Regions from separate parts of the Homo sapiens genome. Here region 1 is linked to region 2. Evidence: chromatin loops called from intact Hi-C (ENCODE). Cell type or tissue: Caco-2. All regions are shown on one strand.

What was found. Hi-C counts contacts between places; a loop is a spot of excess contacts. Peaks named below come from ENCODE experiments on the same cell type or tissue, not always from the same donor. Only the 100,000 strongest peaks of a DNase experiment are listed, where the experiment ranks them.
Region 1: it touches region 2 in a loop (8-fold over the local background); 9 of 110 quality-filtered maps call a loop at or near these places.

Annotation. Positions count from the first base shown.
Region 1 is chr10:21,017,245-21,025,244 of GRCh38, reverse strand. It overlaps LOC124902389 (a long non-coding RNA gene), which reads left to right and starts at 6,481. Exons shown (of 2, transcript XR_007062084.1): 1 at 6,481-8,000. It also overlaps a transcript of NEBL not described here. RefSeq lists an enhancer at 4,454-4,613. In Caco-2, CTCF peaks have their summits at 3,241 and 4,453 (motif pointing right); DNase peaks (open chromatin) are centred at 3,224 and 4,474.
Region 2 is chr10:20,854,897-20,862,896 of GRCh38, reverse strand. It overlaps NEBL (nebulette), which reads left to right. Exons shown (of 28, transcript NM_006393.3): 8 at 3,071-3,184; 9 at 4,553-4,657. All of the region lies in intron 2 of LOC102725112 (a long non-coding RNA gene), which reads right to left. Among named protein-coding and RNA genes, the nearest start is that of NEBL, 38 kb to the left of the region's middle. In Caco-2, CTCF peaks have their summits at 4,415 (motif pointing left) and 7,292 (motif pointing right); no DNase peak of the experiment used is centred here.

The DNA of each region.
Region 1 (8,000 bases), 160 kb before region 2:
GAATGCGTTACATGTCATATTTCCACAATTATGTTTTGTTTTCCATGAAACTTATGAATGTGTCAATTCATCCATTCCTCCTTTTTTTTTTGTTTCCTGATTCTCTTTGAACATCCATTTCTCATGCCCTGTGTCTTCTTCCTACATTCTTACTCCAATATGGAGGAGGAAAAAAGTGTTATTCTTCCTCTAGGCCTGGTGGAGAAATCTTCTGTTTTCCTTAAGATTTCTATTCAAGACAATTTTTTAGGAAGACCTTTCACAATCTTTTGAATGCAGTGTTTGGAAAGGGCTTTAGAATTAATTGTATGGTGCTACCGATTCGTGTTAGATGCTTGACTTCTCTCTTCTATAATCGTATGAGGACCACCAGCCCCTCAGTTTATTTCTTATCTTATCTGGTTTTCTTTTCTTTTTCTTTTTTTGCTGGAGAGGTGGAGTGGTGGGTGAGTGGAAGTTGAGATTGTGACTTCAGAGCAGAATGTTGTCGGATTAGATTAGATGGACATTACTACATGGACATGATGTTGAGAAATCCAGTGTTTGATGGGATTTTCAGATGTGTTGAGTTTGAAATTAATTAGGTTCCTACAGATATTGTAATTTTCATTTTCAGTATAAGGCAGTATGAGTTGCCATCTCTATAATTACACTTATTTCTTCTGAGTCTTATGGTCTCAACTCATGAGGCCATCCCACTCTTTCTCAATAGTTAAGCCTTCTTTTTTTTTTTTTGGAAGATCTTATTCTCTTGCATTTTGCTAGCTCTGAATATAATGTGAATCCCCCAATCCTCAGGTTTTAATTCATTTTAGTTCTCATGATCCCTGGTAGTTTCAGGTATAAATTCCTTCTTTCCCTCAGCATTTATTATTTTCGTTACTAATACTAAATTGAACTTTTTCTCTCCTACATCAAGATTTTGGATAGTTTCTTCCTGTTATGCATCTTTAGAGAAAGTTATGCTACATACTGATTAACCCACTATTAAAAAATCATTAAATCTTAGGATTTAAAAAGATAATTGGAAAAAGTACAAAGCATTGTTATATGTTTCTAGTCCTAGATATCAGTATACATTGCATAGTATGCTAGTAAGTTTGCACTTTGGTCATGAGATTAGCAGAATATTTTTCTAAAAGACAGTAGAAGCTTTTCAATGTTTTTTTTTTTTTTCCCCAGAGTAACACTTTTTCCAAATAGAACTTTGATGCTCATACCAAACTTATCAAAGTAGTGTTTTATTTATATGCATATATTTTATAAGTTCTATCACCCTTTCATGTTGCAAAGTCAAATGGTGAGAACAATTCAATTATTTTCCTGAAATGATACTTCAAACTTAGTGGTATGGGCAGCAAGTGAAGTTCATTACTATCCAAATAGAATTCATTTTTGTCTTGCATGGAGGAAATTTGTGCACACATAGTGAAGAGACACAAATTGCACTCTCCTCTAACAGTTCACTTTTCAATCTCAGGATACTCTTTAATTAAATAATTAAGCAGAATTTTACTTTATTTTATTTATTTATTTATTTATTTATTTTTGAGATGGAGTCTCACTCTGTCTCCCAGGCTGGAGTGCAGTGGCACAATCTCGGCTCACTGCAACCTCCGCCTCCTGGGTTCCAGCGATTCTCCTGCCTCAGCCTCCCAAGTAGCTGGGATTACAGGTGTGCGCCACCATGCCTGGCTATTTTTTTGTATTTTTAGTAGAGACTGGGTTTCACCATGTTGGCCAGGCTGGTCTCGAACTCCTGACCTCAAGTGATCCACCTGCCTCGTCCTCCCAAAGTGCTGGCATTACAGGGGTAAGCCACTGTGCCTGGCCCAGAATTTTAAATTAAAGGTAAATGGCAGAAGAAGGTTGTTCCCCAAAGCATGCCCCCAAACTGAGTGAACCTGCAAGTTAGTATGAAGGGGATCTCTCAACGGGCTAAACTTTCTGTAACACATTTGACAGTGGATTCTAATTACAGTTTAAAAAATGGTTAAAATCCATATGTAAAATTTTCAAATTAATCATTGTAGAGACCTGAAAATCTCAGTGGCAACTTTATCCCACAGAATACATTTTGAAAAACAAAACACAAGAAAACATGCTCAGTTGTTACTATAGCTTTAAAATACAGCCATACGTAGTTGCTACATTTTAAAGTTCAGTAAAGTTCAACTTCCCAAGTTGGAACTTGCAAATATTACATAACACACCAGAGTTGTCTGCCTAACTTCCTCTGTCTATTGTCTGGAACATAGTTCAGAAGTAGCCCCTGGAAGAGTGTGGCCAACATTTTGTCTGACTTCAGCATAAGGAGAGCAAAAGACCTTACCTGCTACACCTTACTCGTTTGAATCAATAACTCTGGTATTTACCAACATTTTAAACAACTTGACTATCTAGAGAAGATGAGGCAGAACCGAATGCTGTGTGTGAGAAATTATCTCTTGACAGTCCAGCGGTTATACAAGCATAATCATCTTGTATGATTTGGGTTATTTACCTTTACAAACTTCAAAAGCATGACTTCTTTGTATCATGGTCTGATAATATCTATTAAGATGACCCTACATTATCAGGAAAAAATATAACTAGATTCGTTTATACTCTAAGAAGGCAGGAAAATTGTGTAAAGGGTTTTGAAGGATGTTAATTAAAATAGTTAAAATGAGTCCAGCAGTTATGGGGTTAACTCCAATTACCTGGAACATTGGCTTATATGGGACATTAAATTCCTGAAGAATGCTGGAAAAATGAGAATTGCATGTACATTTTCCTACCACGAATCTGACTCCGTGGGAGCTACAATATTTAATCTTTATTTCGCAAGTGCTAGCGTGCTTTGGGTAGGCTTTATCTGCACCGACAAATGATTACTGCATCAGCCTTCTCATGGGACGCCAGGGACAGGGATGCTGAAAAGAAACTTTTACCAGGAGAGTCGAGTTTGAAACAGTGAGGATGTTAGAGAAGCCACAGGAAGAGACACACGTGGATACCAGAAAGGAGAGGGGCTAGAAAGAAGCAAACAGGGAGGATGTTCTTTGAGGAGCAGCTCTGAGCTCTGTGGCTTTTGTGACCATGGGGTCACAGCAGCTAAAGGTGTCTCCTCAGCGCCAGCCGAACATGGGAGCAGTGAGTAGATGGGACAGCAGCTCTGAATCAGTGTTTGAGTCTTTACCTGCACACAGGGAGGAAATGCCATCTCCTCACCACCAGGGGAGTCATCTGTGAACATAAGAGGCCGCTGAATGTTTGCACAAATGCGACGACATGCCTTATAGGACACGCTGAAGTTTGACTGTAGCCAAGGCATGGGCTCCTTGTGTGGTTGTTCTGCTCCCTCCATCCCTTCGTTTCTTCTGTCCACAAGTATTTACTGAGGTCACACTAAGAGGCAGACACTAGCAGGTGCTAGCGATATAGGCAGGAATGCACCCCAGCAAGGCACAAGACAGCCCACTATTGCTACCACAGAACTTTCGTTGTACTGTGAGGCAGAGGCCTGCCAATAGGAAAAGCCATGAGCAAGATAAGCATTAGCACAGGGGCAGAAAAGTCCATCCAGGGGCCATTCCTGACCCAAACTTGGGAGGCCAGGAGAGCTTCCTGGAGAAAGTGACATCTAAGGCAAGACCTGAAAAATAAACACAGTTTATAAAAAATGGGCAGTAGGATGGGAAGAGGGATGGGTTTTCCAGGAAAGGGGAATAACGTGTCAGGGGAGCAGTGGGAACGAGAAGGGGGAACTCAGGGGACTGAAGTGATCCCTGCAGCAAGAGCATGCAGTTTTCACAGTGAGAAGTCTGCAGAGGCCTGGCCATGGGGGCCTTGGCAGACAGGAGGCCAGACTTTATTCCAAGATCAACTGGAAGCCGTTGAAAGGTTTTACTCAGGGGAGTGACGTGATCAGATTTGCATTTGAGAACATTTGTTCTCAGATGGGAAGGGCAAGACTGGCTAGTGCTGTAGTCACCTAAACGATAAATGTGGCCGACAATTAAAAAATGGAGTCAAGATGGAGACATATACACATATATACATTTATATAAGTAAATAGTTGAGATATATTTGCAGACAAGATCAATAGATTTGGTGAACGAGTGATTGGATGTGTGAGGAATCTAGATTACTCCCAGCTTTCTGACTTGGGCTACGGGGCACTAATATAATAAATGAAAAAGAAGATCCAGGGGAGGAACTTGTGTTATGGAGGGGTGGGGTGATGAACAGCTGTGTTTTGGACTGGTGGAGTTGTGCTGGGTATGGAATCTGCAAATGGAAATGCTATTGGATCTGAAACTCAGACTTCGGAGTAGTCAGCTCACAGAGAGGCCCCAAAGCTGTGGGAATGATGTGATCCCCAGGTGATGGTGTAGACTGAGAAGAGAAGAGATCCCAGGTGAGGACCTTGAGTGGGGAGATACACAGACTTAGGGGAGCCTGCAGGAGACAGGGAAGGAACCACTAGAGGGAGCAGCTGAGCCAGGGGTGTGTGTAAACCCGGGGAGACGACATTTCAAGATGGAGGGAGGCCGCCCAAGAGGAGGACTACAAGATGTCTGTTGGTTGTGTCCACAGAAAGTCATTATAACGGGCAAGAGAAACTTCTAGAAACGGAAGCCAGAAGCCAGTCATAGAGTTGGGGAATGAGTCGGAGAGGAGATGGGCAGGCACTGTGAGGTGAGGCTTCTTTGTCAGGAAGTTTGGTTGGAGGATGGATGATTTGGCACACATGCTGGAAGGGTGTGTGGGGTGCAGGAACGGTGGAGGTTAGGAGAACCTTGAGCATGGGTGAAGATGCGCTTAGAAAAGAGAAGTCAAGGTTAAGCTGTGGGAGAGAGTGAGGATGTCTGGGCGACAGAGCCATGAGAATGGGATGAGGTCTGGAATAATGACAGAGAGATGACCTTAGCCAAGCTCAGGTCCCTCTTCCACTGTGATGGGGTTGGGAAAAGGGGGGATGTGCAAAACAATGGGTGTGAAAGTGTTGTTTTGTAGCACAATATTTTAATTATGTCCTTTTAAAAAATTTCCCCACAGACACTACCCGAAGCAGTCCTTCACCACGGTGGCAGATACACCTGAAAATCTTCGCCTGAAGCAGCAAAGTGAATTGCAGAGTCAGGTAACTTCTAGAAGATTTGTTTTGTTCCCTTGGCCCTAAAGATTTTTCACAAGGCTGCTCTTCTGAGATTCTTGTCTTCGTACTGTTCCTGCTGGGTCACCAGCCGGTGTGGAGGCTGAAAGCAGGCCTGTGTGGGAATTCCGGGTGAAAGTGTTGAACATCTGTACTGTTCCCGGTCTTGAATTGTCCTGATATTCTCAGTTTTGTTATTCACGTTGGACTAGGGCAAGTAAATGAGTTCCGGTCAGAGTCAATGTTTCCCAACAATCTTGACTTATTTGGTCCTAAATATTTAAACACATTTTACAAATAGCTTTTCCACACCGCATATGTGGGGAAAAACAAGGTGTTAACTTGACCCAGTTGCAGTGTGTGTGCGGCTAACACCCCGTCTGTGTATCTCACACCAGCCAAGGGCTTTGTTTTCCTCCTGTCACTTTGTTCATATTTCTTTCATATGTCACATTGACAGCATGAACAAAGATGAGAACACCACAATTGGCTCCCGGTCAACCATGTTAGATGGCAACTTGCCTTCAATATGGTGAAACACATCAGTTAAGACTAGGGTTGTGAGTGGCAGCGTTTTCTGCAGGGACACTTGATCTTTTAGTAAATATGGGGTGCTCTCTTTCAAAGAAGCTGTCTTTCCTGGCACCCCATAGTAAGACACGGAGCAACTACATTGCAATCCATTGGTCAGTGGTGAAGTAAGGACGGAAGAGGGGAGAAGGAAGGTGGAGGCAGGGGAGGCTAGGTGGTTGTAGGCCTCCTTCATCTGTTCATTGGCTGTGGCCTTAGGCCAGTTTCTCTGATGTTTGCACTAACGTGCAGTGAGACAGTCCATCTTGTCTACCTGTCTTGAGGGTGTCTGTAAGTATTAAATGAGGTAGTTAGGTGTGAAAGCATTTCAAAAAGTGAGAAGATATTCTATGACTGTGGAGGCTTGTTATGATGGTGATAATGATGGTCCCTGAGAATTCCTGGTATATGAAAGGGAAACGCACAGAGTTTGTGAAGGAAAGAGGTGTCCAGCTAACAGGCTTGAACATGTCAAGTGTGTAGCTCTTTTTCTGGGGGGAGGGGTGGGAGAACGGAGTCTTGCTCTGTTGCCCAGGCTGGAGTACAGTGGTGCCGTCTCGGCTCACTGCAACCTCTGCCTCCCGGCTTCACGCAGTTCTCTGCCTCAGCCTCCCCAATAGCTGGGATTACAGGCGCCTGCTACCACACCCGGCTAATTTTTGTATTTTTAGTAGGGACAGGGTTTCACCATCTTGGTCAGGCTGGTCTTGAACTCCTGACTTTGTGATCCACCTGCCTCGGCCTCCCAAAGTGCTGGGATTACAGCGTGAGCCACTGCGCCCGGCCTGAAGCTCTTTCTTAATGAGAGCAGGCAGCTCTCAGTGGCTTGGGATTGAATCATTTCCTTGATGGTGTATCTAATCACAGGGGAGGTTGCAGTTGCCTGTAGTCTCTTTCTGGGGGACTTGGGATCACTTCTCAGTCCATCTAATTAGAGGAAATAATCTCCAAGTGGAATTTACTGTTGGTTAATAATGCCATGAATAGATGGTTGGGAGCTATTTTTTAGTTTGTGTAAAATGCTGGTGTTTGTATACTGGTTTTGGTTACAAAAATGAGGTGCTGGCCAAAGAGAGACACTATTATGGAGGCCGGCAAGAACACCTCTGTTCATTCACACCCCCAGGGGTACCAGAATCTGGATCTGCTCTGTGCATATCCAATGTGCCTTTCTTCTCGTCAAGTTAGGGTTCATCAGGTAATTCTGGACAAGTACACACTGGACATAGAACTAAATCAAGCAATCAAATACTCATTTCCTGCCTGTGACATGCTTTGGTACTGTGCAAAATCATTTAAAATTAGTTTCTCTTCCCTTCATAAATTTATAGGGTGTCTGAGGAAAGAGGACTAACACACACCTTGGAATGACTATATTTAATTTGTTATAAGGACTGAAAAAGAGAAAGATCAGGCTGGGCACGGGGGCTCATGCCTGTAATCCGAGCACTTTGGGAGGCCGAGGTGGGTGGATCACTTGAGGTCAGGAGTTCGAGACCAGCCTGGCCAACATGGTGAAACCTCATCCCTACAAAAAAATACAAAAATTAGCTGGGAGTGGTGGCGGATGCCTGTAATCCCAACTACTCGAGAGACTGAAGCAGAATTGCTTGAACATGGGAGGTGGAGGTTGCAGTGAGCCGAGATCGTGCCACTGTACTCTAGCCTGGGCAACAGAGCAAGACTCTATTTTGGGGAAAAAAAAAAAAAAAAGAGAAGAATCAGTGTGGATTGGACTCCGTAGTGCTTTGTGCCAGATGTGAGATTTGAATGGAGCCTTGAAGGTTGAGAAAGAATCTGATATAACCACTGTCTCCTCCCTTTCGAAGGCACACCACACACTTTGGGCTCAGTTAGTGGTTATAGATGCCTTCAGTGCATTCCAGGAGCAAGCATTTATTGTTTTCCTATTATATGCCTGACTTTGGAGATGCAAAGAAGAACAAGGTCACTGTTTTATGAATGGCCGATTTTATTCTCCCTGATGTGGCCAGCTGCAAGCTTCAAAGGGTGGCATATACAAATAATTATAGGCTGGTGGGACAAGAGCTAATGGCGAGATGTCCAAAGATCTGTGGGATCGCCAAGCAGCAGTCAGGGGAAGACATCAGATCTTTATAAAGATTTTGCTCAAATGTCGTGTTCTTTAGAAGCAATTGGGCTCCATCAAGCAGACAACATGGGGAAATTCAATGCAATTCAAGAAACATGTATTGATTACCTACTCTGTGCACTGGGATATAAAGACATCATCATCATCAACAGTGTTGCTGTATTCCAAGGACATAAT
Region 2 (8,000 bases):
CAGAGATTAAAAATAAAAAAAATTAATAAAAAAAGGTGATAAATATTGGGACCACTAGGCACACTAGTCATAATGTAAATAAAGCCAGTCATATGGAGTAACTTCATTTGTTTCCAGAATAATTATGTAGGTATAAGGAGTAACATTGTGTCTTAAAACCATGGCAAAGTCACTCCAATACCTGTTCCTCCCTTTCTCAAATGATCTTAAAACTGAAAGGGTTATGCCTTGTTCCATGGTTGGATAACAAGTTATAGTCAAGGAAAAGCATTTCCTGGATCTCTCAGAAGATGCAAACCTGCATGAGGAGGTAGACACACAGATGTATGAACTCTAGATTGAAAATACAATAGAATGTTGAGTGTGTCTGTGTAGTTGGCGAGTGAACAAGTCCGAAGGTGAGTGATGTGACTCACTGCAACCATTTGGTGATCTTAGTTCATTTTACCTGCATTCCTTACAGAAAGAGCGAGGTTAGAAACAATTGGGTGTCAGTGTCTGGTCCGTGCATTTTTTTATATAATGTAGTTATGTTACTATTGTGGTTCATTAATGAGGGAAACTTGTGTTTTTGTTCCTTAGGCATCTTGAATCAAATCACTCACTGTACTGAACGTTCAAACAAGATAAATTTCACAATACAATGCTTATTATTACATTTAATATAAATATATGAATAACAGATTGATTATTGTTTCTTAGAAATGCATAGATGGTCCCTGACTTCTAGTGGTTCAGTTTAAGACTGTTTAACCTTACCATGGCGTGGAAGTGATACACATTTAGTAGAAACCATACTTCAAGTACCCATATAATGATTCTGCCTTTCACTTTCATTACAGTATTCAACAAATTATATGAGATGTTCAACGTGTGTAAAACAGGCTTGTTATTAGATGATTTTGCCTAGCTATAGGCTAAGGGAGTTGTTCTGAGCATGTTTAAGGTAGGCCAGGCGAAGCTGTGATGTTTGGTAGGTTAGGGGTATATGGTGCATTTTTAACTTACATTTTTAACTTACGGTGGGTTTACTGAGATGCAACCCCATCATAAGTTGAGGAAGGGGTGTCTGTAACATTTACTTGGGAGAGCATATGCAAGGTTTAATAACAAAGGAATTTATCAGTATCATTTTCAAATACTCTAGTGTAATTATGCTGGAAACCTCAGAGTTTGCAAAAACAGTATGATGGGCTCTGTGTGTGCAAAGATCATATAACCTACTTTTACCATTTAGCTAATACAGTGTTAATGAATCTGGCTGAGTCAGAAGTGTCATTCCAGCGGAAGGCTGTTGAAGAGTCCACCATCTTTGTTCAGTGAATATCCTTTAGGCACTACAAACTTAGGAGAGACAGAACCAGTGACGAAAATATGGTAAAAGTATAGCAGAAGGGTGAAGAGGGCAATAAGACTGTGGCTGGGCGCGGTGGCTCACGCCTGTAATCCCAGCACTTTGGGAGGCCAAGGTGGGTCAGGAGATGAAGGTCAGGAGATCGAGACCATCCTGGCTAACATGGTGAAACCCTGTCTCTGCTAAAAATACAAAAAATTAGCTGAGCGTGGTGGCGAGCACCTGTAGTCCCAGCTGCTTGGGAGGCTGAGGCAGGAGAATGGCGTGAACCTGGGAGGTGGAGCTTGCAGTGAGCTGAGATCGTGCCACTGCACTCCAGCCTGGGTGATAGAGTGAGACTCTAAGACTATATATTTAAGGGACGACCAGGCAGAGTGAATCATTGCTTTTGTGCCACCTACTGTATAAAGTACTGAAGGAAATCTAAATTTATTTCATTTGTAATTTTGTTATTGATTTCAAGACACAAAATAATAAAAAAAGTCAGTTTTTCTTTTTTTAAAGAGTTCTTGCTGATTACTTAAAATCAGTTTGTAAGGTATTGAGAATATCAGAAATTTTTTATTATCAAATGGAACCAGAACAGAAAATATTCCCTGTAAACCATCTCAAAATATTTACCAAATGCTGTATTCCCACCAAGATTTTCTCTAGCTCTCTCTAATAGGTTCCAAACATGTGTCCCTGAAGGAGACCATCACCCTATGCATGCCTAAAATATTTGATGAGAGTCATCCCAAATTGCTTTTTAATAAAGTCTTCTGCAAAGCAGAGCCTTTAGATGTATGAATAAAGGTGCATTATCAGAATGTTGTTAGAAAACCAAACATGGTAATAATTATAACATCAGAAAAATATTATGAGAGAACAAAACAGCTTACTTTGACCTGTGAAATCAATACACCCTTTCCTGGCTACAGTAAGTTAAAGGGGGTATGACATGTGAATAGCTAGGTTTTTTTTTTTTTTTTTTTTCTTTTTGTAGTGAACTTGTGTTTATATTCTAATTAGTTATGACATGCATTCTCATATTTCTCTATACATGGAGAAAAATATAGTCCTACCAAATAAGTTGATAATCCCTTTTTGGTTGTTTTAAGAGTGCTTTAAAAGGAGACAAACAATTTAGAGAGAGTATTGGAGATGGTTTTCCTGCTGAATTTAGTGGAATTAAAGCAGAGAAAGTTTTACATTGACATTAAGTTGACCCAGGACATTTCAGAAAATGTAATTCCTAAAACTAAATTTTTGAGCAAATGAAGTATAGGAAATGATGAGAAAAACTGTGGTACACGTCATGCTCTTTATTTGGAATAATTCCCTTAGGAAAAATATTTAAATTCTGGGGCCTAGAATCTATTTTCTAAATGTGTTAGACCTTAAGACATTTGTGGTCTAGGTTTCTAACTGATCATAGATTATAGAAATGCAGAAATGAAAACTGACATTTAAAAATGTTGGTATTTTAGTGCATAATTCTCATTAATAGGATTTGAGTTCATGCCTAATTGCATTTGTGATCAATGTAGAAGCAGAGTTTTTTTTATTAAAGATAAAAACTTTTGTGCCTAATTAAGCTTTATAGAAGGCGATGGATACCAGGAATTTACACTTGGCAACATTCATTTTTAAGGTAGCTTTTATTTTATCTACGTGAAAATCATATGTGTTACTTTTAAATGTAAAGTTACATGTACTATTTCTCTTTTATGACAGATTAAATACAAAGAAAAATTTGATAATGAAATGAAGGATAAGAAACATCATTACAATCCTCTTGAAAGTGCTTCTTTTAGGCAGAATCAGCTTGCTGCTACACTGGCGAGCAATGTAAGTTGTAATTCATAGAAAATTATTTTCAAAATCTTTTGATTCTTGTTTTTTTTAGAATCGACTGTGTTGTAATTACTGATACTTAGCTTCCAAGTAATTTGTAGTTGAACTGAAGCATATTTTTCTAAAGCTTTTTCTGAGAAAAATATATTATTGTAATTAATTTTTAATGGTTACTGATTACTAATTAGTTAATAAGTAGGAATAGTGTTGCAAATGAAGTTATTATATCTGTTCAAGAGTGGAAATAGATTATAGAATTTTGCAGAGAAGTGGTCTGTATTAACACAAATTAGTGGTTAGGACAGTAGTTACCTCATGTAATTATGGCTATGAAATTGAGTTTATTGTAAAGTACTGCCTGGTACATGGTAATTTATCATATAAAGAAATTTTTAGAAATTTTACTGTAATGCCTCACAATTTATTTTTTATCCCTTGTGAAAATGCTGTGAAGTACTTCCTTATGTGATTTGTTTTCATTCTGTGTTTTTAAAAATCATCAAAATTCATTTTACAAGAAATGATGTTTTAAATTCTTGTTAGAATTAGAGTATAAAAACAGCAACATCAAAAAATTGATTACTTTGCTATAGTTGAAAATATTTAGATTTCCTTCTCAAGTATAAAAATTATGTATTATTGATCTGTTGCTTTCTTAGAAATAGAGATGAAATATACTTAAAGGAACATGGAACATAGTGCTGAAAGCTAAAGGTTTGGAGTCAGATTGCTTGGATCTAAATCCTGTTTTATCAAGTATTACTATGTCTTTGTCTTTCTATGCCTCAGTTTTCTTATCTATAAAATGGGGCTACTTAAAGTACCTACTTAATAAAGAGGTTATTGTGGAGATTCAATACTTAATACATATAAAGGAATTTAGAAAAGTGGCACATAGTAAGTGTGTGATATGCTTGCTATCAATGGTTTATTATTACTGGTATTATATTTTCAAAAAGTTGCTTTAAAAAAGCCTGTGGTGATAGGATGGGAAACATCAAAATCCTCAGATCTCCACAAAGCATAGTTGAAATACTGTAGTAATTTCTAAAGAATAAAGTGGCTATTCTCTTTATTTTTTGAAAGCAGAGTTACTGTGAAAATTACTTTATTCTATTGACATTACCCTTCCTGAATATGTGAACAACAAAAGGAATTATCCAAGTATTCTCAAGCCCATATAGAAATAACTTTTTAAAATTCATTCAGTAGTAAATCAGCACCATCTAGTGGCTCCTTGTAAATTCGTCTGTCCATTTACCACTAAATAGTCCTACTTTATGATGTATGAAAAATGCAATAATGCAAAAGCATAATATTTTCTTCTCCTCGATGGTATTTTGTTCCATGTTATTTTCATAGGTGAAGTACAAGAAAGACATTCAAAATATGCATGATCCAGTTTCAGATCTCCCAAATTTGTTGTTTTTAGACCATGTTTTGAAAGCCAGCAAAATGCTCAGCGGCGTAAGTGGTTCATCTAGCGGCAACCGTAGTTGCCTTGTGGCTCCAAGAAGCCAATATGTCTGCAGCGTTCATGTGCTCACCTGCTTCCTTAGAAGGCCTGTGCCTCACTCCTCCCTCGTTAACTAACTCATTGAAAAACAGTCCTCTGCTTGCAGAAATCCCACCAGAGCTGTCACTTTGCAAAGGAGGTTCTTGCTTGCTCTCCAGTATCTCCTGCATACAACTATACTTCAAAGTGTCTGCACAGTGGCCTTTCCATCATTCTTCTTTCCCTTACTTCATCTGTGTTAGATTAAAGCCACTTGAAGTTCAGGCTCTCAAGTCAGGGATATTTTACTTTATGCAGGCCAGACCAGAGTGTCTTGTATTTAGTACGCCTTCAGTAGCATGAAAAATTGTCTTAGTCTAAACTGTATTTTCTCTGCAAATAATTCCTAACAGCATTTATACTGCATTGACACATCGCTTTTAGTCTTGTCATGGTTTCCATGTTCTCGGTCAAGGCAACCAGAAGAGAAAGGTGAGTTCTTCATGTCTTGATGAAAATATCTGGGTGCACTGCCCACGTGGTCAGTCCTGCAGGACTCTCACTACGCTGAATGCTGTTTCAACCCATAGCACATCAGGACCCTGACTTCGCTAGCTCTCGTAACTGACAGCCCTAAGACACATTTGGCTCCATTTTGTACATCTCATGGTGGCAATGAGCTCTTATTTGACCATAAGTTATTTCCATACCTATTTTAATAATCACTTTCTCACTCACTTGCTCAAAATTAATCATAATTTATTGAATATCTGCTTTGGGCCAGGCATAGATTAGATGCAGAAATATATGTTGGGGAAGACATGAGAAAAAATGAAGATAGTTGTCTTCAGTTGATGGGCCTAGACTTAGAAATCTATAGGCAAAACTTAGTTTCCAGACAGTTAAATAAGGAGATACAGCTTCAGGTCAATTTTAGAAATAATCTATACTTGGCTTCAGTGTTTTGAAATGTATGTTTATTATTTTGTAAGCCTCCTTTCTGGAATATCACTGCCACTGTCTTCCTTCCTTAATGGTATTATGCATGCAAATAATTCATACAGAGTTTTTAAAAGTTTATTTTTTTCTGGCTGGGCATGGTGTTTCATGCCTGTAATCCCAGCACTGTGGGAGGCGGGTGGATCACCTGAGGTCAGAAGTTCAAGGCTAGCCTGGCCAACATGGTGAAACCTCGTCTCTACTAAAAATACAAAAATTAGCTAGGCGTGGTGGTGGGCATCTATAATCCCAGCTACTCAGGAGACTGAGGCAGGAGAATCATTTAAACTTGGGAGGTTGCTGTGAGCTGAGATGGCACCAATGTGCTCCAGCCTAGGCAAGAGTGAGACTCTGTCTAAAAAATAAATAAATACATAGAATAAAATAAAATAAAAATAAATTTATTTATTTTTTTAATCATTGGTCCTTGGATGAAAAGCAGTACATTAATGTTCCCAGGCTATTGAACAGGGAATGGAGGTTAGAGGAATATCTGGAGGGCCCAGAATTGGCAGTCAGTTCCAGGACACTTACATCATGCTGGCTTGCACTTCAGTCTTCATTCCCACACCTCTTTTTACATTCCTCTATTCCTTGAGTGTCTCTATTTCTGTCTTTTTTCTCCACGACTCATAGATATGCTTCTAAAATTGATATATTTCTATTCCCTGAGCCCCCTGCTTTCTTCACATTCATTCTTTGGCATCCAGTTTTCATCATGGCAGTGGCATTTGCCCTTGACCTTTCTCTAGCCATACTTAAATTCAATTTCCTAGGGACATGGGGATTCATGTGTAAATAAGCCAATAAAAATATCATGGTGGTAATTTCAACATTTGGTGGCTGGAAGAAAGCGTGCCACTCCTATGCAATATTGCTTTTCAAGAACGTTGACCTTTATTTTATAATAACAGAGAAAAAAATCGCAGTCTAATATAAATTGTTTCTATCATCTCTTCAACAGAGAAAACACAGCAAAGTCATACGTTACTTATTTCATGTATCATATATAAAGTTTAGATCTTCATTTAGGTGGTGCTTTTGCCTAGAGGACAGATTTCTTTTTCCCCATAGACAAATTGTGATTGACTACTTCCTGGGAGAGAAAGACTTAAAAATGTGTTCCTTTTGAAGTGTCTCCTTACAAAGTTGTGTACATTGTATAAAGCTGTATACATTTGCTCAACTTTATTGTATATTAGAATGGCCTCCTTTATCTAGCATTTGTGAAGAAACAAAGAATAGCCTACTTTAACATTTTAATGTAAAAAATTGGAGTTGTGTTGATTTATAAATTAAAAGATTGAATAAGATTGCTCAATAAGAGATATTCTGCCAAAATTATCCATTTGTCACAGTAGCTATTGTTTTAAAGACCCCTAGATGTCTTTAGCAACATCAGAGTTACTTTTATTTTAACCCAAACTCTAAAGAGTGATATGAGTGCCTTAATTACTGTGTAAAATCATTCTAATTAAAGTTTTGGAAAACATTTTCCCCTGGAAAATGGACCTCTGGTAGTGTTGAGTTTCTTTCACAACTTTACATAAATTAAGAAATATATATTTTGTGTTACTCCGTGTATCTCCCACTAGGAGGTAGCAGAGACTGTTATATAAGGAAAGACACGCATTCGAAGTTCTTTTGCAGATCTTAATTCAATTAAGTTTTCCTTCGTTTTTTTTTTGTTTTGTTTTGTTTTCTTAAATAGGAGTTTCTGAAATTCTTTGTAACTAAAATCGATAATTGTGTTGGGAACAATATTTACTGAATTTTTCAGTATATATTCATTATTTTACATATATTTATATGTATTTGTTGTGGATTTTAACTCAGTAATGGACTATGTTGTAGCTTGTTACATTCATGATTATTTTATAAATACATATTACAAGATAACTTCTAATCAAATTATAAAGTCTGTATTATTATCTTTCTTTCCAGATTTTAACTGGTTAAAAAAAAAACACTTTTTTTTTTTTTTTAAGACGGACTCTCGCTCTGTCTCCAGGATGGAGTGCAGTGGCACGATCTCAGCTCACTGCAACCTCCGCTCCCAGGTTCAAGCGATTCTCCTGCCTCAGCCTCCTGAGTAGCTGGGACTACTACTACTAGGTGCACCCCACCACTCCCAGCTAATTTCGTATTTGTAGTAGAGATAGAGTTTGACCATGTTGGCCAGGGATGGTCTAGATCTCTTGACCTCATGATCCGCCTGTCTCTGCCTCCCAGAGTGCTGGGATTACAGGTGTGAGCCACCGCGCCTAGCCAAAAAAAGGCTTTTTTAAAAAAACATTAGAGGAGCCAAAATTTATA